Regions from separate parts of the Homo sapiens genome. Here region 1 is linked to region 2. Evidence: chromatin loops called from intact Hi-C (ENCODE). Cell type or tissue: CD14-positive monocyte. All regions are shown on one strand. Links, peaks and the distances in the headings refer to the core of each region. The heading gives the core; the rest is flanking DNA. Region 1 holds the start of LOC124903649 (a long non-coding RNA gene). Region 2 overlaps NDE1 (nudE neurodevelopment protein 1).

Region 1 (11,961 bases), core at 2,574-7,573, 60 kb before region 2:
CTCTCTTAACTGCTGCAATCACCAATGACACGTTTACTTTTTCTAAGAGCTGATTTCTTTCTCCCTTAAATGAAGACTTTGCATGAGATCATGTCTAACGTACTTCTGTAACTCTCAGTTATTAAATTATATGTGAAGACTTTCATTTAACGTATGGGATTGCCCACTCTCCTGGATCACCCACACCATGGCTCCTTCTCCATTATCATTAATTCTTTCAGAGTTACACACATATTCGCCAGCGGCTTAAACACAGCCCAGCACTGCAATAAACATTCTTATCCCAAGTCAAGTCTATCAGAAATGCTAGTCCTGGAAATGTGCTCACACCCTCCTCCCAGTATATGGCATAAACAGGCTACACACAGGTGGAGCAATAACCACTCCTGCTAATTGTGTCCATGCACCACAGGGAATGCACAATAGAAAGCACAGACTCAGAGGCCCGCTGAAGCTTAAGGATTAAATACCGAAAAAAATGCACAATTGACTCCACTTATTTGGTGCCAACCACACAAGTATGTGAGAACCCTCGCCATATTCTCTACCCATAATACTTGGAAGCAAAAAGAATCATGACTTTTAATCCGTTATTTCTATCCACCTGACACAAAACACTGCTAGCTTTGAAGACACTGGCAAGTTGGGAAGGTAAATCTACAAGTCAATTTCATATGATATTTTGAAATAAATAAAAGCAAACTTCATACATACCAATTATCTGTATATTTGTGAGAAGAACCGAAGGTTTCTAAGCCTTACTTCAAAATCTAACCCACCTCTTACAAAGAACAGCCCCATCTGGGCCTGGCAACCCCCTTATTATGGGCTGTCTTTCAGCCTCCACAATGTAATATTGGAAAATGGCAAAAATAACGCAAACCCACTTACTGGCATTTTTAGTGGTAACCTGGGGGGCAAGTCGGAAATGAACTCTTCAAATCTGATCAGCTCGTTAGCATGATGCAGCAGTGCTTCTGAGGCCTGGTTTTTATGGACCAAAATAATGTGGAAACCATGCCTGTGTCTCAGGTCACTAAGTTCCAATGCAAAATTGACATCAGCTGAAAGAAAAGGTACAGACCAACCCCATCCCCAAACATTAGAAACACTTGACAAAGACAGACAACTCTATTGACACCCACTGAGAAGAAAGGAAAGGCTGGACTATATTCAAAATTGCTTCCCCCGTTTCTTAGGAAAGAAACACGTTTCACATCAGAAGAATGTAAGACAATCTTACCAAAAGAATTCCAAGACACATATGTTACTTTCAGTATTAAAAAGGAGCAAATATGTTGGGGAGACTCAAATTTGAAAATTAACTTAAACTTTAAAAATTATTAATACTGAGCACAAGGTAAAAAAAAAAAAAAAAATCACATTTTTCTTTAATAAACCTGGTCCCGGCCGGGCGTGGTGGTTCACGCCTGTAATCCCAGCACTTTGGGAGGCCGAGGAGGGTGGATCACCTGAGGTCAGGAGTTTGAGACCAGCCTGACCAACTGGAGAAACCCCCATCTCTACTAAAAATACAAAATTAGCTGGGCGTGGTGGAACATGCCTGTAATCCTAGCTACTTGGGAGGCTGAGGCAGAAGAATCACTTCAACCTGGGAGGCGGAGGTTGCAGTGAGCCGAGATTGCGCCATCGCACTCCAGCCTGGGCAACAAAAGCGAAACTCCATCTCAAAATAAATAAACAAAAAAATAAAATAAAAAATAAACCTGGTCCCACAATAACTCAAGTTCCAAGGAGGAAATACAGAAATCCACCTAGACCCAATTTTTTTTCTAAACAGTTCTCAACAATAACCATAAACATGTCTCATGTACTTCAGCCTCTTTGGGGATACATTTTACTTTCACATGTTGCTGGCTTCTATGATAATTTCCCACACAGTGAGTTTAGCTGAAATTAGCAGATGTTTCTGTACTTACTTGACACAAGAACCACTGTGGCTGGAGCAGTGTGTGTATTTGCAAATCTGCGGAGACTCTGCCGCAGTTTATCATCAGCGGCATTCTTTGCAGTAGCATTGATGTGGGCAACGGTTACCTGCATTAATTTATAATAAGGGTGAATAAGCAGGAGCTGAGGCTAGAAAATTGCTACACATTCTGCCCATATTTTTTATTTTTTAAATTTTATTATACTTTAAGTTCTGGGGTACATGTGCAGAACGTGCAGGTTTGTTACATAGGTATACATGTGCCGTGGTGGTTTGCTGCACCTATCAACCCATCATCTAGGTTTTATGCCCCCACATGTATTAGGTATTTGTTCTAATGCTCTTCCTCCCCTTCCCCCAACCCCGACAGACAGACCCCAGTGTGTGTTTTTCCCCTCCCTGTGTCCATGTGTTCTCACTGTTCAACTCCCACTTATAAGGCAAGAACATGCACTGTTTGGTTTTCTGTTCCTACATTAGTTTGCTGAGAATAATGACTTCCAGCTTCATCCATGTCCCTGCAAAGGACATTATCTCATTCTTTTTTATGGCTGCATAGTATTCCATCGTGTATTATGTGCCACATTTTCTTTATCCAGTCTATCACTGATGTCTGCCCATATTTTAATAAGTAATTCTTGAGAAAAAAATTCTTATTACTATTGGGAATGGTAAAAAATTACAACAGATCTCAGTAATCTCAACATTGGTTCTTGATATGAACTGGGTTTGTGACTAACCCTGCTCTCATCTCCAATCTTCTGTTTTTGCATTTCTTTCATCCTCCTTTCAGAAAATAAGTAGAATATAGGAAGTGAAATTTGAACTCAGTTAAATTTGCTCTAATAGCTTCTGCCAACAATTTGGAGGTGGTAAAGATCAGACAAATGACTAAAATAAGATTTAAGGCTGTGTTTTATGTCAACTGTCCATGCTACCCATGCAAGCTTGTGCAATCTGCCTTTTGTTGTTGTTTTCTGTTTTGTTTTGTTTTGGGCTTTTAGCAGCTGGAAGCCATAGTTTTTAGTTTCCGTCCCTACTAATAAGCAGAAAAGAGAGATAAGGAAGGTGCTTTACTAGCCCAACCAGAAACAGAAACTGAGAATCCATGATTGTATTCTCTCCCTTGGACACCCCTGGATGGCTTTCAGGATCTGGGGTGAGGTGGTAGAGAGAGGAGGGAGGATATCCCCTAAGGGAGCTAAAATGCATTTATTTCTGTTAAAACTATCAGGCTCGCATATAAGTCCCCAAAGGAAGGAAAGGTTTATTTTGAGAAAGTTGCCTCAGGCACCTGCAATACACAATAATAACTTGCTGGTTTTTGTAAAGAACATGGGTATATCATTTTAGACAAGCAATATGGACTATCAATATAATTAATTATCTAAGAGTCAAAAGACCCAAATTCTAGTTTCAGCTTAAAAGCAGACTCTGGGGGTCAGACAAATCTAGATTTGGATCTTTGCTCTTCCTGGCCAAGTGATCTTAAACAAGTTTCTTCACCTCTCAGGGCCTTAGTTTAATTTGTAAATTGTGAATTATATATTCTACGTGCCTGGTTCAAAGAGCAGTAATGAAAATCAAAGGAAATAATACATATATAACCATTATACCAGTATAGAACTAAAATATAAATTAGGGAGCATAACTGAAAGAATGATTAAATTATTTCTAGTACTTTGGAAGTGATCTTTTGCTAATTTATTTTATTTGAAAACTTGGCACAAATGCAATATCATTAAACAAATTTTCAATCAGAATTCTAAAAAAAAAAAAAACACCACACACACACACACACACACACACACACACGTACAGCACTTTTAGAGGCCAAGGCAAGAGGACTGCTTGATCCCAGGAGTTTGAGACAAGCCTCCACCACCTAACCCTGGATCCTGAAAGCCATCCAGGGGTGTCCAAGGGACAGAATACAGTCATGGGTTCTTAGTTTCTGTTTCTGGTTGGAACATAGGGAGACCTCGTCTCTACAAAAAATAAAAAATGAGCCGAGCATGATGGCGTGCATCTGTGATCCTGGCTAGTTGGGAGGCTGAGGTGGGAGGATCACTGGGGTCCCAGGGTTCGAGGCTGCAGGGAGCCATGAATGCGTCACTGCACTCCAGCCTGGGTGACACTTAGACTCTGTCTCAAAACAAACAAACAAACAAATATCTGCTTATTCCTCTACTGTAGATTAAAATTATTAAATTTTTTTTTTTTACCTGGCAATTATTCAGCTCTTGAATAACTTCCTTGTTTTCTTTACTGATGTCACATACACAGATGAATTCTGCTTCTCTGTGGCCTTTAAAAAACTTCTCACGGATTCTTTGCACAACAGCAGTTGCTGACCGGCCAGAGGGAACGGAGCAGTTTTCAATATCCCAAAAAACTCCAATGGGGGGTAAGTTTTCTAGCACCTGTCCAGCTACTGCAACTTCTGGTGACCCTTAAGAAATGTTAACATTTTCAATTACTTGTAGTGGAAAATAAATGGCAAGTTACAATAAGATAATAAACTACCTATCATTCTCAGTGGTAGAAAAACTAAATTATTAATGAATGCCAAGTTTTAAGGCTACCAACCTCACTGGTTGACCTAATAAGCAATCAAGCTGTCAAAAAGTATCACTCTAAGAGATTATTTCTGTTTTTCAGGAGAAGACAAATCTAAAAGTCAAGTAACTTTAAGCCCACAATAAATCCACCTCCAAGCATGAGCCACTCTGACATTAAGCAGTGATGCTTCTCTGAACACAAGCACACTAACTGACCGGATACTGCAGCTCCAGGACCCGACTTTCAAGCTTAGCCCACACTTATCTACCTACTTGGTAGTAACCAACACTGAGGAGCTGACAAAGGGTGAAGCTGTTACTGTCGTTGATTTTGAGTTAACGCTGCATTAACATCTGATTTAATATTTTAAAAATGTTTTCAAAACGTCGCATTAACTACTTTTTAGGGAAATTATTTTAACTGAGAACTCTTTGGTTTTCAAATACTGTTTTTAATCAGCCATTAGTAAATTGTTCTAAGCACTTCTAGGGAGTATACCATCAACAAGTGTGATTTCCAACCTAAGGTGACACCAAGTCTTTTCCAGCACTTTTATTTCTCCTGATATACTACCAATTTTTCTATACACAGCTTCTGTGTATAGCCTCGGCCCAACATAAAGGGCAAATGACTTCCTGGTCCATAATAATAAAAAGATTTCTACCAAGATATGGAATTGGAGACTCACATACACAGTAGCTTTAGAACCATAAGGAATCCTTCAAAGGTGATTAAATGCAATGTTAGTATGAGATATTGAAAGCTATTTAAATATGCACATTTTATGCCATACTGTCATTTACCAAATTTTGAAGCAGCTTTGCCTAGACTGGTCGCCAATAACAACGTGGTCTCCTTCCCTGTTCCTTTGGTTCCACAGCCATTACACAGAGGGACAGCAAGAGGTGCAGGTTGAGTATTTGGAGGTGGTATATTTGGCCAGACTTTAGCCGCATCGATTATGCTATTTCTTGCTGGCTGTTTTAAATTTTTTTTAAAAAGGAGGAGGTGTCAGATACATCATTTCAGAAGCTGGAGTTATATACAACAACTGAAAATACACTCTAAGTGTTTTACCTTTCCACTTGCTAGCCTCTAATAAAAAGGACTTTCAAATAATCTTTCCAAGAACCATTAGCTATCAGTTCATAAATTCATTTCCAGAAGTGACTTGACATGATCAAGAAAGATATTCACGTGGTCAGATCTTTACATTCTGGGGCATGAGTCTGCTGCAACGAAGACCTCACACATATTTTACATAAAGGGTAGCAAAGTCTCACTTGAACACCAATGTGACTGAGGCCAAGCTTCAGGTTTCCCACATTATTGCAAAAAGACAACATGCAGTTATCTACCTTACATGAATGGGCCCATGTGTAAGCTGAATGTAAGTTATAAAAAATCCATCGTGCTTTAGCCTTTAAACATAGAACACGAAGGCTTTGCCAACCTCTTGTTTGCAACAAGAGGCTCTAAAAGTATAAACTACAAAAATAATGACTCTCTACTTTTTTGAATGATCTCCCATCTTACCCTTTGTTTCTTTCAGAACCAGCAAAAATTATGCTGATGGGGAGATTCCCCTATACCATGGGAGAATCTTCAACCCCATGTATAATACTTTTCAAGATAAATCCACTTCAAAAGTCATTCCTCAATCCTCAGCTGCACCCAACTTAAGAAATAAAAAGATACGAACCTTGTTTAGACAGTCTTCGCAGTAAAGTGAGCCCTTTAAACAAACCGGAGGTACCACATTAAGGTGCAAAGAGTTGGTGCACAAGTGAGGCGTTAGCTCCGACTGTGAAATGTGCTCTTCCAAATGCCCTGGAGCCCCGCTTGTGAAATCAGAACAGGGGAAATAGCCAGCGGAGGTGCAGCCCTGCAGACTCGGAAACTGATGCAGCTTGTGCACATTACCATGACATGACTGGAAGTGGAGTTTTCCACAACAGGGCAGGTGTTTGCAGGAAGACAGGTTACTCTCTAGACACATGCTGGGAAAGTCACTTGCAATGCCTGCCAAATTGTTCCTAGCTGAGGCATTCTGGAGTGAAGATGCAGACTGGAAAGCAAACCCTGACCCTACCTGACACGTGATTGTCCTGGTGCTTTGCGAGTCTAACAGTGCGCCCGGGTGAATCAAGCTACTGGTACCTCCGCTACCGCCACCACCACCACCAAAACGCATTGGCGAAGTGGAGGGTTCATTAGGGCAATGAGCACAGCAGCTTACTTTGGGGACAGAAGAAAGCTGTATTTTAGGCTGCTGAAGAGAACGAATATCAGGAAGTGGGACTGCTGGAAAAAGCTTAGAGCCAGCATGAAGGGGTGATGGTACATCCTTTAGTTCCACAGCAACTTTCTTGTTCTCCATGTACTCTTTCTGAGAAAAGAAAATCAGAACATAAATTAATTTTATGAGGTCCGTGGTTTTTTGGTTACTCATATCTTACTGCATGCACAAACAGAAATAGTGTTCAATTCTGTTACATCACTAAATCATAACTGAACAAAATGGAATCACAGCTAGTTAAAACCAGGAACATTCTTCAGAGAGGTCTGCAGGACATGAACACTGGAACACACAACTAAAATTAAGACTACATTCTTCCTGAATTGAAACAGACTGGGGTGGGAGGGCCTGTTTACATCTTTAGCAGCCACCATGCCTCAGTAACTTCCTTTTGGTAATTTCCCCTTGCCTCACAGAATCTTCTGAAGACAAAATAGGTGGTATGAAAACAACCCCTCACAAACAGCATTCAATAAAGATGGCTAACACACACAGTGGTTTGAGGACAATACTTAATAGTTCTGTGGTCAGGCCATAAGGGGTTTTAGTAAGATCCCCCAAAGGAAAAGAGTAAAGTTTCAAACACAGATGAGATCAGCCATCTACCCAGATGGCCCATCCGTGTTGCTGATGACATTTCATAAACCCTAAGATATCATGACCTAAAGCCATAATGACAATTATATTGCAGCCAGTGAAAAGATTTAGAGAATTAGAAAACTATCCAAGAAAAAGATCCAAGACAAATAGTTTGCCACATGACTCCAACACAGACACAGGAAGCCAGTATATTACAAAGGTTCTGAGCAGAGCATCAGTGGCAGAGACCTGGGTTAGAATCTGATACTCAATAGTTGTATGACCTTGGGTAAGTTACTTAACCTACACTTTGGTTTCCTCATCCATAAACTGGGAATACAATATACCTCCTAGAGTTGCTAGGAGGATAAAATAAGATAGAGCACATAGACCACCTGGCACAGTACCTAGCCACTGAAAGGGGACTGAATTCATCAGCCTTCACAGGCTGACTGCAAGAGACATTAAGATGAAGAGGGGGCCCTGCTACAGTGACTGAGACGTGCTCACCGTTCACAGCATATGAGGGTCCATCTGACGCCTAAAATTCCACTCCCTTTGCTGTGATTCTACACTCACCTGGGAGCATAGGCTCATCTGGAAGAAATGTGAATTTTCAGCTAAACTTTCCCTAAAAGGGAGATAACAGCAACGGGCTGACCAGCCAATGAACTGCCCTCTTGGTAATTATAGTTCAGACTGAAATTAACACACTGGTATTCTGATTTATACAGATCAGGCTCATACAGGCAGGCTTACTATGAGTTGATCCCCTGAACCTACTCCATTCTGCATGCCACTGACAAAATTGAGTTTCAAGATCTGTAAAGTTGACCGTGTAATTCTGAATTGTGTGACTCCATGAGGACCAGATCTACCACCCCATCCCAGGAAGCCTTGCTTTTGATGCCAACCCTCACTGTCAACTGTCTCTAAAATAAAACACTCCTAAAATGACCCAAATTACTTGATGTCTTGCAACAAAGACAACTATATAGTGAAAACCTAGAGAAAATAGAGAATTAAACTGGTTTTTAAAAAGTTATTAATACCCGGCCAGGCGCGGTGGCTCACGCCTGTAATCCTAGCACTTGGGAGGCCGAGGCGGGTGGATCACCTAAGGTCAGAAGTTCAAGACCAGCCTGGCCAACACGGTGAAACCCCATCTCTACTAAAATACAAAAATTAGCCAGGCATAATGGCGAGTGCCTGTAAACCCAGCTACTAGGGAGGCTGAGACGGGAGAATCCCTTGAACTAGGGACAGTGGTTGCAGTGAACCCGGATCGTGCCACTGCACTCCAGCCTAGGGGGCTGAGCCGAGACTCTGTCTCAAAAAATAAAATCAAATAAAAGTTGTTAATACCCTTATATAAAATTATATTACAGTCTCACTTGAATCCCACATACAATAGAAAATAAGAAATAGAAAGGTGGTAACATGAGTGCATGAAGTCAGGAAATGTCAAAATTGGCTGGACGCGGTGGCTCACGCCTGTAATCCCAGCACTTTGGGAGGCTGAGGCGGGAGGATCACTTGAGGTCAGGAGGTCAAGACCAGCCTGGCCAACATGGCGAAACCTCGTCTCCACTAAAAATACAAAAATTAGCCAGGCATGGCAGCACAGGCCTGTAATCCCAGCTACTGAGGAGGCTGAGGCAGGAGAACTGCTTAAACCTGGGAGGCAGAGGTTGCAATGAGCCGAGATCGCACCACTGCACTCCAGCCTGGGCCACAGAGCAAGACTGCACCTCAAAAAAAAAAAAGAAAATGTCAAAATCACAATGAGTAAGCAAGAAGTTAGAGACATAAATGTATACTGAGAAGTAAATATTCAAGAGAAATCTCGAAATAAAAAACAGGCAGTGGATAAGCTCTTCCCAACCCTTCCTAGATTATAGACTCAAAACTCAAGAGGGCTACAGTAAAATACAACATATTTTGTATTTTCCTCTGATTTTACTCCACAATGTGGATTTTTAATCTTTGTTACCTGTGACTTTAATGAGGAAGAAATCTTTCCCAAATTTTAACATTAAATATTCAAGGCATCTACTGTTACTCAAAGTGAAATAGAAGAGTTAAAAAATTGTGCTGTGCTCTCACATTATAATGTGGTATAAGAGGCAATACAGGCAAGATCTACAGAAAAATGTGGCACAGACTCTAGGATGAGAGACTGTATCCCAGACCAAATGGACCTCTCTCATCTATTTGGATGAGGAATCTGCTACATCCTTAGTCTTGCATATAGTTACCGTTTGGGGACTATGTGGCAGCGTCTGCTCAGGACGAGAAAAGCAATTAGAGAATTTCCAAAGCCATGGCTTAGCATCATTATCTTGTTGAAGCCATCCACGTGTTCTACTGCAGGAGTTCTCAGTTCCGTTTCCTTCCATCATACAGCCATGCAAAGTGATTCAACATCCTTTCATCTTTCTTTTCTTTCATTCTTCCACCCTGTTAAGAATGAGTAAGATTTCAGTGTTATTTCCTTGCATAAGTACAAATTTTACAACATACTAAAATGTGAAACCACAGCTATATTTACAGTCCTATGGCTCTCAACAATTCAAATCTTTGTTTCAAGAGGAAGTCTCGCTCTGTCGCCCAGGCTGGCATGCAGTGGTACGATCTCAGCTCACTGCAACCTCCGTCTCCCGGGTTCAAGCGATTTTTCTGCCTCAGCCTCCAGAGTAGCTGGGACTACAGGAGCCTGTCACTATGCCTGGCTAATTTTTATATTTTTAGTAGAGATGGGGTTTCACCAAGTTGGCCAGGCTGGTCTTGAACTCCTGACCTCAAGTGATCCACCCTCCTCGGCCTCCCAAAGTGCTGGGATTACAGGCATTAGCCACTGCGCCCGGCCAACAATTCAAATCTTAACAAACAAAATAATAATAATAAAATAAAGAAAGAAAAAAACACAAAATATCAGAGCATATTACGGGTTAATAAAATTTGGTAAACTTGGTTGACTGTTTATGCTTAAAATCTAACTGCAACAACCTGATTTCTTAAAAAATCTATAATCTGCCATTCTTCATGTTTCATAGCTCTTCAAATAAAAAATGAACTCTCCATGAGTCTTGTTTCCTTTCCACATGTAACCATGTTTGAGAGAGGTAGCCATATCTTGGAAACTTGCATATTCCAGAGTGAGACTTCACCTCCTCACTTGGCTGGAATCAATTTTTTCTACAGTTTTTCTGAATTCTTTTCGGCTCTCTCTCCCTAAAGATGCTGCTCAGGAAAGTCAAAAGTTAACAGAAGAGAGCATCTAATCTGAGTAAAAGAGCCACCACCACATCCTCATTGACAACTATATGTAAGATTTTAAAATTGACTTAAGAGCAACTTCTTGCACTGGTTTCTTGATCTGAGCATGAAAAGTCCAAACTAAGTGGCCTCTGTGGACTTTGAATTTGATTTGCTACAGAACAAATTGAACCAATTTCTTAGTTTACTAATGATGAAAGTGCAATCTGATATACCACCAAAAATCTAACTGATAGAAAAATCTCAAGTCGCAGATGTGTTATATCTACGCCAGAGCAACAACACTCTTACAGGTCTTAACAATAAATGCAAGCGAGGCACCGTGGCTCAGGCCTGCAATCCCAGCACTTTGGGAGGCCAAGGTGGGTGGATTGCTTGAGCCCAGGAGTTCCCAACCAGCCTGGGCAACATGGCAAAACCCCATGGCTACAAAAAATTAGCTGAGCGTGGTGGTGCATGCCTGTAGCCCCATCTACTCAGGAGGCTATGGTGGAAGAATCACCTAAGACTGCGTAGTCAAGGCTGCAGTGAGCTGTGATTGCACCACTGCACTGCAGCCTGGGCGACGGAGTGAGACCCTGTCTCAAAAACCAACAAACAAAATTACATGAAATTAAAATGTCAGTGTCCATAAATAAAGTTTAATTGGGACACAGACACACTCATTCACTTAAATACTGCCTATGACTGCTTTTGCATTCCAATTGCAGAGTTGCAAAGAGAGTCTCTGCAAAGAGACTGTATGGCCCACAAAGCCTATATTTACTACGTGGCTCTTTTGTCAGCCTGGGCAATATAGCAAGATCACAGCTCTAAAATAAAATAAAGTTCAAAAAATTAGCATAGTGTGGCAGCATGCGCCTAGTCCCAGCTACTAGAGAGACTGAGGTAGGAGGATCTCTTGAGCCCAAGAATTTGAGGCTACAGTGAACTATATTGTGCCACTGGCCCTTCAGCGTGGGCAACAGAGTGAGATTCCATCTCTAAAAAAATTTTTGTTTTCAAGTTTCTGTTTCCTCCTATGCAAAATGTGGCTAATTTCTCCCCGCCACTGCATTACAGAGAAAAAAAAAATTAGATAAATGAACCCCACTGTCTATTTTCACCACTGTATCTCTTGTGCCAACCAAAATGCTCCCTACTCTGTAAATACAAAGTAAACATTACCTACTACACACTATTGGGAGTGGTTAATTTGGAGATGGATTTAACTGCTACCACTGATAGTAAATTACGATTCTTGTCTTTCCTATTAGATACAGGTTTTATGTCCCCCAAAAAACTCCTCTCA
Region 2 (11,961 bases), core at 4,196-9,195:
GGCAACCAATATATTTGGCTAAAACTTTGAAACCTCATCAGCATTTGCTCTTTTTCAGTTGGCACTTCCAGAGGTAGAATGTTGAAACTGTAATGAGGCATTTGGCCAGGCACAGTGGTTCACACCTGTAATCCCAGCACTTTGGGAGGCTGAGGCAGGTGGATCACCTGAGCTCAGGAGTTTGAGACCAGCCTGGACAACATAGAGAAACCCCATCTCTACTAAAAATAGAAAACATGAGGGTATGGTGGTGGGTGCCTGCAATCCCAGCTGCTCAGGAGGCTGAGGCACGAGAATTGCTTGAACCTGGGAGGTGGAGGTTGTAGTGAGCCAAAATTACACCATTGCACTCCAGCCTGGGTGACAGAGTGAGACTCTTGTCTCAAAAAAAAAAAAAAAAAAAAGACATTCATTAGTGGATTGTCCAAGTTGTTTTTACCTTTTTTTTTTTTTTTTTTTTTTTTTTTGAGATGGCGTCTTGCTCTGTTGTCCAGGCTGGAGTGCAGTGGTGCTATCTCTGCTCACTGCAACCTCTGCCTCCCAGGTTCAGCGATTCCCCTGCTTCAGCCTCCTGAGTAGCTGGGACTGCAGGTGTGCACCACCATGCCTGGCTAATTTTTATATTTTTAATAGAGATGGGGTTTCACCATGTTGGCCAGGCTGGTCTTGAACTCCTGACCCCAGGCGATCTGCCTGCCTCGGCCTCCCAAAGTGCTGGGATTATAGGGGTGGGTCACTGTTGCTGGCCCAATTAATTATTTATAACGTCGATTTGCTTTCTAATGTGTAACCAGTAGGTGGGGGATAAAAAGTAAAAATTCTTAAGTTTAATAAAGTAGTTGTTCCTAGATGTCCATCAGTAATGAAGTGGTTAAATGAAGTACATAGATGTATTTTGTGAAATGTTAATGGTTAAAATGAACAGTAGATAGAAATGTTGTGGTAGAAAGATTGCCAAGGCTAGGCACAGTGGCTGATGCCTGTAATCTCAGTGCTTTGAGAGACGGACGCAAGAGGATTGCTTGAGCCTAGGAGTTCAAGATGAGCCTGGACAACATAGTGATACCCCATCTCTACAAAAATGAAAATTGTAAAAATTAGGCCTGGTGGCATATGTCTGTAGTTCCAGCTACTTAGGAGGCTGAAGTGGGAGGATGACTTGAGCCCAGGAGTTCAAGGTTACATTGAGCTATGATTGTGCCACCGCACCCCAGCCTGGGTGACTGAGTCAGACCCTGTCTCTAAAACAAAAATCATTGCCAAGACATACCACTGAAGTGGGGAGAGTAAGTCATACACAGGACAACATATTGTATGTTTCCAGTAATGCTTAATAAAAAATTTTCTTGTTTTATGCTCAGTAGATACATACATATGTATAAAGTTTATGTTTGAAAATGGAGAGAACAGCTGGGCGCAGTGGCTCACGCCTGTATTCCCAGCACTTTGGGAGGCCAAGGTGGGTGGATCACCTGAGGTCAGGAGTTAGAGTCCAGCCTGGACAACATGGTGAAACCCTGTGTCTACTAAAAATACAAAAATTAGCCAGGTGTGGTGGTGCGTGCCTGTAATCCCAGCTACTTGGGAGGCTGAGGCAGGAGAATCACTTGAACCCGGGAGGCAGATTTACAGTGAGCCGAGACTGTGCCACTGCACTTAAGCCCGGGCAAGAGAGTGAAACTCCATCTCAAAAAAAAAAAAAAAAAAAAATTCAGAGAACAATGGTTGAAAAGCTCTCCCACATGTTATGGTGATGATGAGTGAGGAGGAGCATTTGGGGATAGTCTGGAAAGCATACTTTATTTATTTTTGAGACAGTCTTGCTCTGTCACACAGGCTGGAGTGCAGTGGCGTGATCTCAGCTCACTGCACTCACTGCTTGTCCCCCAGGCTCAAGCGATTGTCTTGCCTCAGCCTCCCAAGCAGCTGGGACTACAGGCGCTCACCACCACGCATGGCTAATTTTTTGTATTTTTAATAGAGACGGGGTTTTGCCATGTTGGCCTGAAAATTCCTGACCTCAAGCAATCCTCCCATCTCGACCTCTCAGAGTGCTGGGATTATAGGCTTGAGCCAGTGCAACTGGCCTTTTTTTTTTTTTTTCTTTTTTTTTTTTTTTTTTTTTTTTTTTTGAGCCAGAGGTCTCACTCTCGCCCAGGCTGAAGTGGTATGATCATGGCTTACTGCAGCCTCGACTTACTGGATTAATGTGATTCTTACACCTCAGCCTCCCAAAGTGCTGGGATTACAGGCATGAGTCACTGCTCCCGGGCATATTTTCATTTAGTGTTCTAAATACACTGCTATGTTGGAATTGTTTTTTCAATAATAAAAGCATTAGTGTGTCACTGTCATAGCTTTTTAAAAATCTGAAACCATTTTGTTAGTCAAGAGAAACATCCTGTAGAGTTCCAAGTCTGCTAGGCAAGGTCCTGTGGGTTTCCCTTTATTTGGGGTTTCTACCTGGAGTGTTTCACCCCAGTAGGTCTTTTTTCTGACTGGTATCTACTGTTGAACCTCTCTCCCTGCACCCCACCAACCCTAAGCAAGGACTTAAATTCCCTTTTTGTTTTTTGAGACGTAGTCTTGCTCTTGTCACCCAGACTGGAGTGCGCTGGAGCAATCTCAGCTCACTGCCACCCTGGCCTCCCAGGTTCAAATGATTCTCATGCCTCATCCTCCTGAGTAGCTGAGATTACAGGTGCCTACTACCATGCTGGGCTAATTTTTGTATTTTCAATAGAGATGAGGTTTCACCATGTTGGTCAGGCTGGTCTCGAACTCCTGACCTCAGGCGATCCACCTGCCTTGGCCTCCCAAAGTGCTGGCATTATAAACATGAGCCACTGCGCCTGGCTGAGGACTTGAATTCCTGAATCCTTTTTCTGGCACAGATTTGCGGCAGGAACTGGCCGTGCAGCAGAAGCAGGAGAAACCCAGGACCCCCATGCCCAGCTCAGTGGAAGCTGAGAGGACAGACACAGCTGTGCAGGCCACGGGCTCCGTGCCGTCCACGCCCATTGCTCACCGAGGACCCAGCTCAAGTTTAAACACACCTGGGAGCTTCAGACGTGGTAAGGGGAGTGGGAATTGCAGGATTTTCTCGGTTCACAAAGTGTTTCTGGGTAAGAATCTGGGGTGGGTCCTGGGGGTGTGATGATTTGCATCAGGCTCAGAGCCTGATTTGCTCTCAGGCTTTGAGCAGAGAGTAGACTGGGATGTTCTTGGGGATGGGCATTGAGATCAGTGAGGACTGGGTAAGAGGCAGTAGTGGAGTCTGATGAAATGGAAACCCCACCCAGAGCGGGTGGCTGCCACTCTGCAGCTACGAGGATTGGCCCTTCATCTGCAGCTTTTTCCATTCTTCAAAGCCAGAAATCCTCTTTTTTTTTGTTGGGTTTTTTTTTTTGAGACAGGATCTCACTCTGTTGCCCAGGCTGGAGTGTAGTGACGTGATCTTGGCTCACTGCAACCTCTTCATCGTGGGCTCAAGTGATTCTCCCACCTCATCCTCCGGAGTAGCTGGGACTAAAGGCACCTGGCTAACTTTTGTATTTTAGGTGGAGACACAGTCTTGCCATGTCGCCCAGGCTGGTATCAAATTCCTGGACTCAAGTGATCCGCCCACCTCGGCTGATCCCAAAGTGCTGGGATTACAGGTGTGAGCCACCGCGCCTGGTCAAAAATCCTCTTGTTGAATATAAAACCTCCCAAATTTGAAATGTCACTGACCAAATACAAAAAAGTAAAAAGCGTTCTGTGGGTTTAGTAATACATCCACCGAGAGCTAGACTCAGCGTAACGTGTGCTGCATGGGCAGAAAAAAAGAATCTCAGTTCTCACCCCAGCCCCTCTGCTGACAGCTTCCGATCAGGCCTTTTACAGCAGATATTAATAACAGACAGTTAAGGAGTGCTCAGTGTGTGCTGGCCAGCCTGCAGCCTTCGCCGCAGGCCCAGGATGCAGGTGCTGTCCCCGTTTGATGAAAGTGAGGCTCTGAGTTAAGCAGAGTCATGAAGCAATTGAATGGCAGATGGTTTGGGATTCAGACCCAGGCAGGCAGGCTCCAGGGCTTACCCTACCATCTACTACCTTATCCCTTAGCTTGTCCCCTGGGCATGAAGAGACCAGTGAGACTTCTAGAATTCCGGTGCAGAGCCCTTCTGTTTAGTTTTGTTGAGATGGAGTTTTGCTCTGTTGCCCAGGCTGGAGTGCAATGGTGCGATATTGGCTCGCTGTAACCCCCTCCTCCCAGGTTCAAGTGATTCTCCTGCCTCAGCCTCCTGAGTAAGCTTGAATTACAGGTGCCCACCACCATGCCTGGCTAATCTTGTATTTTTAGTAGAGATGGGGTTTCACCATGTTGGCCGGGCTGGTCTCAAACTACTGACCTCAGGTGATCTGCCTGCCTCAGCCCCTGAAAGTGGTGGTATTACATGTATGAGTCACTGTGCCTAGCCCCAGTCTAGAGCCATTTTGCATACTTTATTTCATTGTTGTTTTTAGAGACACAGTCTTGGTCTGTGGCCCAGGCTGGAGTGCAGTGGTGCAATCATAGCTCACTGCAGCCTCCAACTCCTGGGCTCCAGTGATCCTCCTGCCTCAGCCTCCTGAGTAGCTGGGACTAGAGGCATGCAACTCCATGCCTGGCTATGTTTCCACACTTCAATATGCATGTAGCTTACCTGGGGATCTTGGTAGAATGTACCTCAGATCAAGTGGGTCTTGGGTGGGGCCTGAAATTTCTTTCTCTCTTTTTTTTTTTTTTTGAGACAAAGTCTTGCTCTGTCGGCCAGGCTGGAGTGCAGCGGCATTGATCTTGGCTCACTGCAGCCTCTGCCTCCTGGATTCAAGCGATTCTCATGCCTCAGCCTCCCGAGTAGCTGGGATTACAGGCAGGCACCTGTTACCATGCCCAGCTAATTTTGTATTTTTAGTAGAAACAAGATTTTGCCATGTTGGCCAGGCTGGTCTTGAACTCCTGACCTCAACTGATCGAACTGCCTCGGCCTCTGAAAGCACTGGGATTACAGGTGTGAGCTACTGTGCCTGGCCGAGAGATTCTGCATTTCTAACAGTTCTCATGTGCTGCTGGTGCATGGACCCCACTTGGAGAAGAGAGGCTCTGCAGAGCGGGACCCTTGTAAAGCTGGATCATCCTGTCTATAGTTCTTGTATCTATCACAGATGCCATTATGTTAATTAACTATATGGATTTTCTACAATTTCAAAAGGATTTGTTTTGGGTTTGTTTAAAAAGACTAATGTGGCTGGGCACGGTGGCTCATGCCTGTAAATACCAGCCCTTTGGGCGGCCAAGGTGGGAGGATCGCTTGAAACTAGGAGTTCATGATCAGCCTGGGCAACATAGTGAGACCCTGTCTCTATTAAAAAAAAAATTTGTTAAAGGCCAGGCATGGTGGCTCACGCCCGTAATCCCAGCACTTTTGGAGGCCAAGGCGGGCAGATCATTTGAGGTCAAGAGTTCGAGACCAGCCTGGACAACGTGATGGAACTCTGTCTCTACTAAAAATACAAAAATTAGCCGGGTGTGGTGGCACATGGCTATAATCCCAGCTACTCAAGAGGCCAAGGCAGGAGAATCGCTTGAACCTGGGAGGCGGAGGTTGCAGTGAGCTGAGATCACATCACCGCACTCCAGTCCGGGTGACAGAGCAAGACTAACATGTAAAAATAAGTATTTGTTGCAGTCATCACAAGGACTTGAAAAATTGGTTGTCATACGGGCCTTGGGTGTGTGATGCGGTTAACTACGGAAAGAAATAGGGTAGCTTTTGGGATCCGAGGAAAGGCGTCAGTGTCCCTCCTGTCCCGTGGTTTTGGATCTAGCGATGTTAACGCACAGACATGACTATAGGTTGGTGAGTTACATGCTCTTCCCTTTGCACACCCAGGCCTGGACGACTCCACCGGGGGGACCCCCCTCACACCTGCGGCCCGGATATCAGCCCTCAACATTGTGGGAGACCTACTGCGGAAAGTCGGGGTAAGACCACACTTTCCTGGCGTTTGGTGCCTTCCTGCCTGTCTTTCAGGATGTGTGAAGGGGGTTGATCTAGTTCCTTCCCTCTCTTCTTTTTTTCTTTTTTTTTAGAGACAGGGTCTTGCTCTGTTGCTCAGGCTGGAGTGTAGTGGTATGATCACAACTCACTGCAGCCTCAAAATCCTGGGTTCAAGCGATCCTCTCACCTTAGCTTCCCGAGGAGCTTGGACCACAGGTGTGCGCCACTATGCCTGGCTGATACTTTCATTTTTTTGTAGTAATGTGGGTATCGCTGTGTTGCCCAGGCTGGTCTTAAACTCCTGGCCTCAAGTGATCCTCCCAGGTTGGCCTCCCAAAGTTCTGGGATTACAGGCATGAGCCAATGCGTCCAGCCCCTTTCATAGCAGTGTGGTGAGTTTTAGGTGTGGCTGCTCCTTTAGCATCCCTGGGAATCATTAGAGCTTCCTGTGGGAGTTACTGCCAGACACTCAGAGCTCTGACTCGAAGCCCTGCTCTGAACCCTATGTATGTCTCTTTCCTTTTACCGTTTTTCCTCTAGGAAATTTGGGAAATTAGGGTGATATGTGTGTTTTTTCCTTAACTCGAAAAATTAAGGAGCACTTGGAAACTGCCTTCTCTTTTGGCCGGGTGCTCATACCTGTAATCCCAGTGCTTTGGGAGGCCAAGGTGGGAGATTACTTGAGCTCAGGAGTCTGACACCAGCCCGGGCAACATGGTGAAACCCCCTGCCCCGACTTGGCCTCTACAAGAATGCAAAAATTAGCCAGGCCTGATGGTGTACACTGGTGGTCCCAGCTACTCAGGAGGCTGAGAGGTGGGAGGATTGCTTCAGCCTGGGAGGTTGAGGCTGAGTGAGCTGAGATTCCAACACTGCACTCCATCCTGGGTGACAGCACGACGTTGTCTCAGAAGAGAAAAAAACTGCCACCTTTTTTTTTTTTTTTTTTTTTTTTGGTTTGTTTCTTGGGGTTTAAGTGAATTTTGACACTTTGGGAGACCGAGATGGGTGGATCACCTGAAGTCAGGAATTCAAGACCAGCCTGGCCAACATGGTGAAACCCCATCTCTACTAAAAATACAAAAATTAGCCAGGAATGGTGGTGGGCACCTGCGATCCCAGCTACTTGAGAGGCTTATGCAGGAAAATTGTTTGAATCCGGGAGGCGGAGGTTGCAGTGAGCTGAGATCGCACCGCTGGGTGACAAAGTGAGACTTGGTCTCAAAAAAAAAAAAAAAAAAAATCTTGAAAGCCTAGGGCAAAGAATTTGGCCTTTCAGCTTTTATGTTAATTACAGGGAGGGATCCTTTTGTGCTTAAGTAAAAACATAGGTATTCTTTGTAGTTTATTTTTAAAAATGATGCCTAGAAGGCCACATAATTTAACTCCTACCAAGTTGTCACTGTACACAGTGTATTTGTAGCTACAACTTAATAGAAGCTTGCAACTCATTTCTTTTGTTTTTACTTCTGGTTTTTGGCTGTCTGGTTTGCTATTCTAGAAGCAGGTCTGCATTTCAGTATTTAGCCTAGTTGGAGTATAGAGAAGCCTGGGGTGCTGTCAGTGTCCTTTTGGTTTCCTCAGGGTCTGTTGTAGCCAGACCAAGTCCTTACCAAACTTCTTGCCATTCTGCAGAGGTTTAACAAGGTAAACCAAAGGGTGAAGGATTCCAGAAGTGGATTTCCTACTTCCTACAAGCGGAGTTGGATAATTGGTAGGTTAGTGATTTTTCCAGAAAGCTCCCATTTTAAAAAATTTTTTGTAATTAAAAAAGAATTTTTTTTTTTTTTTTAAGCCAAGCATGATTGTGCATAGTCCTAGCTATTCAGGAGGCTGAGGTGGAAGGATTGGTTGAGGCTGCAGTGAGCCGTGATCTTTTTCCAGGCAGCTCCCAAACATTTTAAAAAATTTTTCGTAATTAAAAAAAATTTTTTGCATTAAAAATTTTTTTTATTAACTGGGCATGATTGCGGATGCCTATAATTCCAGCTGCTCAGGAGGCTGAGGTGGGAGGGATTGGTTGAGCCTGGGAGGTTGAGGCTGCAGTGAGCTGTGATCTCACCAGTGCACTCCAGCCTGGGTGACACAGCGTCTAAAAAAGTAAAAAACAAAACAAAAAAAAAAACTGAGATGGGATCTTACTTTGTGGCCCAGGCTGGTCTCAAACTCCTGATGTCAAGCCATCCTCCTGCCTTGGCCTCCCAGAGTGCTGGGATTATAGGTGTGAGCCATTGTGCCCAGCCAGCTCCCAAATACTTAAGGTGCTTGGTTCTGAGACTGGCATATACGTTGGATTCCTCTTGGGGTCCCACCTTGGAATTCCAGTGCACAACAGTTTGAGAACCACTGTCTGGGGTTCGTTCTTCTGTACAGGCTCTGGTAAGACAGAATAGTCCTTGCCTATAACTTGAGAGATAAAAGTGTATTTCTGTCCAGGCACTGGAGTCCAAACTCGCTTCCTGCCGGAACCTCGTGTACGATCAGTCCCCAAACCGAACAGGTGGCCCAGCCTCTGGGCGGAGCAGCAAGAACAGAGATGGCGGGGAGAGACGGCCAAGCAGCACCAGCGTGCCTTTGGGTGATAAGGGGTCAGTACCTTCTAATAAACCTCTCGCTGGCGGGGAGAACCCGCCTGCCCCAGGCAAGAGACACTCACCCCCAGCCCACAGCCATGTGTCTTTTTAAATTATAGGATTATTTCAGCAAACCTTATCCTCTCCTCTGCTCCCTGCAGGCAGCATTAGGTGGTGTCTTGTGGCTTGAACAAAGGGCTAGAGAGAGGGTCTTGTTTTGTGAGACAGGGTCTCACTCTGTCACCTAGGCTAGAATACGATGGCAGGATCATGGCTCACCCTCTGCCTCCCAGCTCAAACGATCCTCCCACCTCAGTCCCCCGAGTAGCTGGGAGTACAGGTGCGTGTCACCGTGCTCGGCTAATTTTTTGTATTTTTTCTAGAGACAGGTTTTGCCATGTTGCCGAGTTTGGTCTCAAACTCTGAGCTTCAAGTGATCCTCACCCTTCATCCTCCCAAAGTGCTGCGACGACAGGTGTGGGCTACCATGCCTGGCCAAGAAGGTCATTTTTATCATTTGATTCTACAGCTGCTACTCACGGTTACACTGTGAGAATGTCCTGTATAAAAGCCCTTATTTGGGCCAGGTGTGGTGACGCTCGCCTGTAATCCCAGCAGTCTGGGAGGCCAAGGCAGGTGGATCACTTGAGGTCAGGAGTTCAAAACCAGTCTGGGCAACATTGGTAAAACCCCATCTCCACCAAAAAAAATAGAAAAATGAGCCAGGCATGGTAGCATGTGCCTATAGTCCCAGCTACTCAGGAGGCTGAGGAAGGAGAATCACTTGAACCCTGGAGGCAGAGATTGCAGTGAGCCAAAATTGTGCCTCTGCACAGCAGCCTGGGTGACAGAGCAAGACTCCATATCAAAAAGTTAATTAATTAGTTAAATAAAAATAAAGCCCTTATTTGGGGAATTGAGCATCAGTCATGGCTCTGCTTCCCCTGAAGTTTTTTTTTTTGTTTTGTTTTGTTTTTTTTTTGAGACGTCTTGCTCTGTCGCCTAGGCTGGAGTGTAGTGGCATGATCTCAGCTCACTGCAACCTCTGCCTCCCAAGTCCAAGCAATTCTCCTGCCTCAGCCTCCTGAGTAGCTGGGATTACAGGCGTGTGCCACCATGCCCAGCTAATTTTTTGTATTTTTAGTCGAGACGGGGTTTCACTGTGTTAGGATGGTCTTGATCTCGTGACATTGTGATCCACCCACCTCGGCCTCTCAAAGTGCTGGGATTACAGGCGTGAGCCACTGCAACCAGCCCTTTTTTTTCTTTTTAAATCTGTAGAACCTTTGAGAAACTGGCACTAACTTCTAGCCCAGACTATGTTCCTGAAACCAGCCACCCGATGGGACAGTGCAGATCTGATCTCTAACAGTGTCATTAATTTTCTTGCCTAAAGAAAATCAGGGCCAGGCTCAGTGGCTCACACTTGTAATCCCAGCACTTTGGGAGGCTGAGGGCAGCGGATCAATTGAGCTCTGGAGGTTGAGGCCGCAGTGAGCCGTGTTCCCAGCCACTGCACTCCAGCCTGGGTGATGAAGCGAGACCTTGTCTCAGAAAAAAAAGGGGCAGCTTTCAGATTCAGGAATTCTGCAAGGTGTGTGACTACCATCTCTCTGGGCCCCAAGCCGTAGGAATTTGATGGGTTTGTAGCAGACACGTGACAGGAAATTAAGAATATTTTCCATGGCATGCACATAACTTTGAGACCTTTACACGTGGATTTTTAGGCCAGGTGCAGTGAAGTGGCTCACACCTGTAATCCCAGCACTTTGGGAGGCAGAAGTGGGTGGATCACTTGAGGCCAGGAGTTCACAAGACCAAACTGGGCAACATGGTGAAACCCTATCTATACTAAAAATACGAAAATTAGCCGGGCATGGTCGCGGATGCCTGTAGTCCCAGCTGCTTGGGTGGCTGAGGCACAAGAATCACTTGAACCCAGGAAGTGGAGGTTGCAGTGAGCCAAGATTGCACCACTGAACTCCACTCTGGGCAACAGAGTGAGACTCTTTCTCAAGAAAAAAAAAAAAATTAATTTTTGTTTGTTTTCTTTCTACGAGACAGGGTTTTGCTGTGTCACCCAGGCTGGAGTGCAGTGGTGCGACCATAGCTCACTGCAGCCTCGTCCTCCTGGGCTCAAGCCATCTTCCTGCCTCAGCCTCCCAAGTAGCTGGGGCTACAGGTGCACACCACCACCCCTGGCTAATTTTTTTTATATTTTATAGAAACAGTCTTGCTATGTTGCCCAGACTGGTCTCAAACCTCCTGGCTTTGAGTTTGAGAATACACCTCTGAGACTGTAGTCTGCTTCTCATTGAGATTTCTAGAGGTGAGTTTTCAGATTAATTTTCCAGGCGATCTTCCCACCTTGACCTCCCAAGTGCTGGGGGTTACAAGCGTTAGCAATCATGCCTGGCCTTTTTTTTTTTTTGGAGACAGGGTCTCACTCTGTCACCCAGGCTAGACTGCGGTGGTGTGATCTCGGCTCACTGCAACCTCCGCCTCCTGGGCTCCAGCGATCCTTCCACCTCAGCCTACCAAGTAGCTGGGACTACACATGCAGGCCACCACACCCAGCTAATTTTTGTTTGCATTTTTCATAGAGACAGGGTCTCACTATGTTGCGTAGGCTGTAAAACAAACAAACAATAGGTAAGAGATGGATTTTTCTAGTGGGTCTGAGACTGGGCGTTTTGTGTGACCTTGGAATCTGAGAGCCAGGTAGCCAGTGTCCTCTTCTTCATTTCACAGGAGAGAAAATTGAGACCCTGTGAGACCCTGCTCCTGACTCTTGATGTTCACCCTTATAACTCTCTGGGCCCCGGTGCTAGCCAGTTTGTCACAGCTGTTATGTCAGCTTAATTTGGTTTGCTCTGTCTGAAGGTTGGGGAAGCGCCTGGAATTTGGGAAGCCGCCTTCACACATGTCTTCATCGCCGCTGCCGTCAGCCCAGGGGGTAGTCAAGATGTTGCTTTAGGAAAACCACGGAAGCTGAAGGTCTTGGTGTTGGTGCGGAAGTCGTTACCTTTTGTCGTCTTTTTACACTAGGTTTTTGTTTTAAGTTAGTTTGAGAAATAAGAGCAGTCACCATAGTTAGTTAGCTTTGCGGCCCAAGCCAATGACCGAGGCCATCACCTGTGCTCTGGGGTTTGTCCCTGGGAAATGTCTTTTCATCCTTACCTGCCACCGTGTGCATTGCAAAGAGGGACAAAAGGGGCTCTCTGGGAAGGGCTCTAAGTTGTCGGTGATGAGGCTACCGTGTTGTTTTTGAGATAGAGTCTTGCTCTGTCACCCAGGCTGGAGTGTGGTGGCGTGATCTCAGCTCACTGCAACCTCCGCCTCCTGGGTTCAAACGGTTCTTGTTC

The links. Hi-C counts contacts between places; a loop is a spot of excess contacts. Peaks named below come from ENCODE experiments on the same cell type or tissue, not always from the same donor. Only the 100,000 strongest peaks of a DNase experiment are listed, where the experiment ranks them.
Region 1: a loop joins it to region 2, with 2.0 times the contacts of the local background. A loop is called at or near these places in 38 of 110 quality-filtered maps.

The regions. Positions count from the first base shown.
Region 1 is chr16:15,629,441-15,641,401 of GRCh38, forward strand. It overlaps MARF1 (meiosis regulator and mRNA stability factor 1), which reads right to left. Exons shown (of 27, transcript NM_014647.4): 2 at 9,650-9,851; 3 at 6,216-6,902; 4 at 5,317-5,491; 5 at 4,177-4,403; 6 at 1,941-2,058; 7 at 892-1,064. The coding sequence starts at 9,793. LOC124903649 (a long non-coding RNA gene) reads left to right here and starts at 4,570. Exons shown (of 2, transcript XR_007065003.1): 1 at 4,570-4,819; 2 at 6,066-6,358. In CD14-positive monocyte, for the core only: no CTCF peak of the experiment used is centred there; no DNase peak of the experiment used is centred there; H3K27ac peaks cover 2,813 bases.
Region 2 is chr16:15,688,250-15,700,210 of GRCh38, forward strand. It overlaps NDE1 (nudE neurodevelopment protein 1), which reads left to right. Exons shown (of 9, transcript NM_017668.3): 6 at 2,895-3,074; 7 at 5,916-6,007; 8 at 8,460-8,611. Among named protein-coding and RNA genes, the nearest start is that of NDE1, 44 kb to the left of the region's middle. In CD14-positive monocyte, for the core only: no CTCF peak of the experiment used is centred there; no DNase peak of the experiment used is centred there.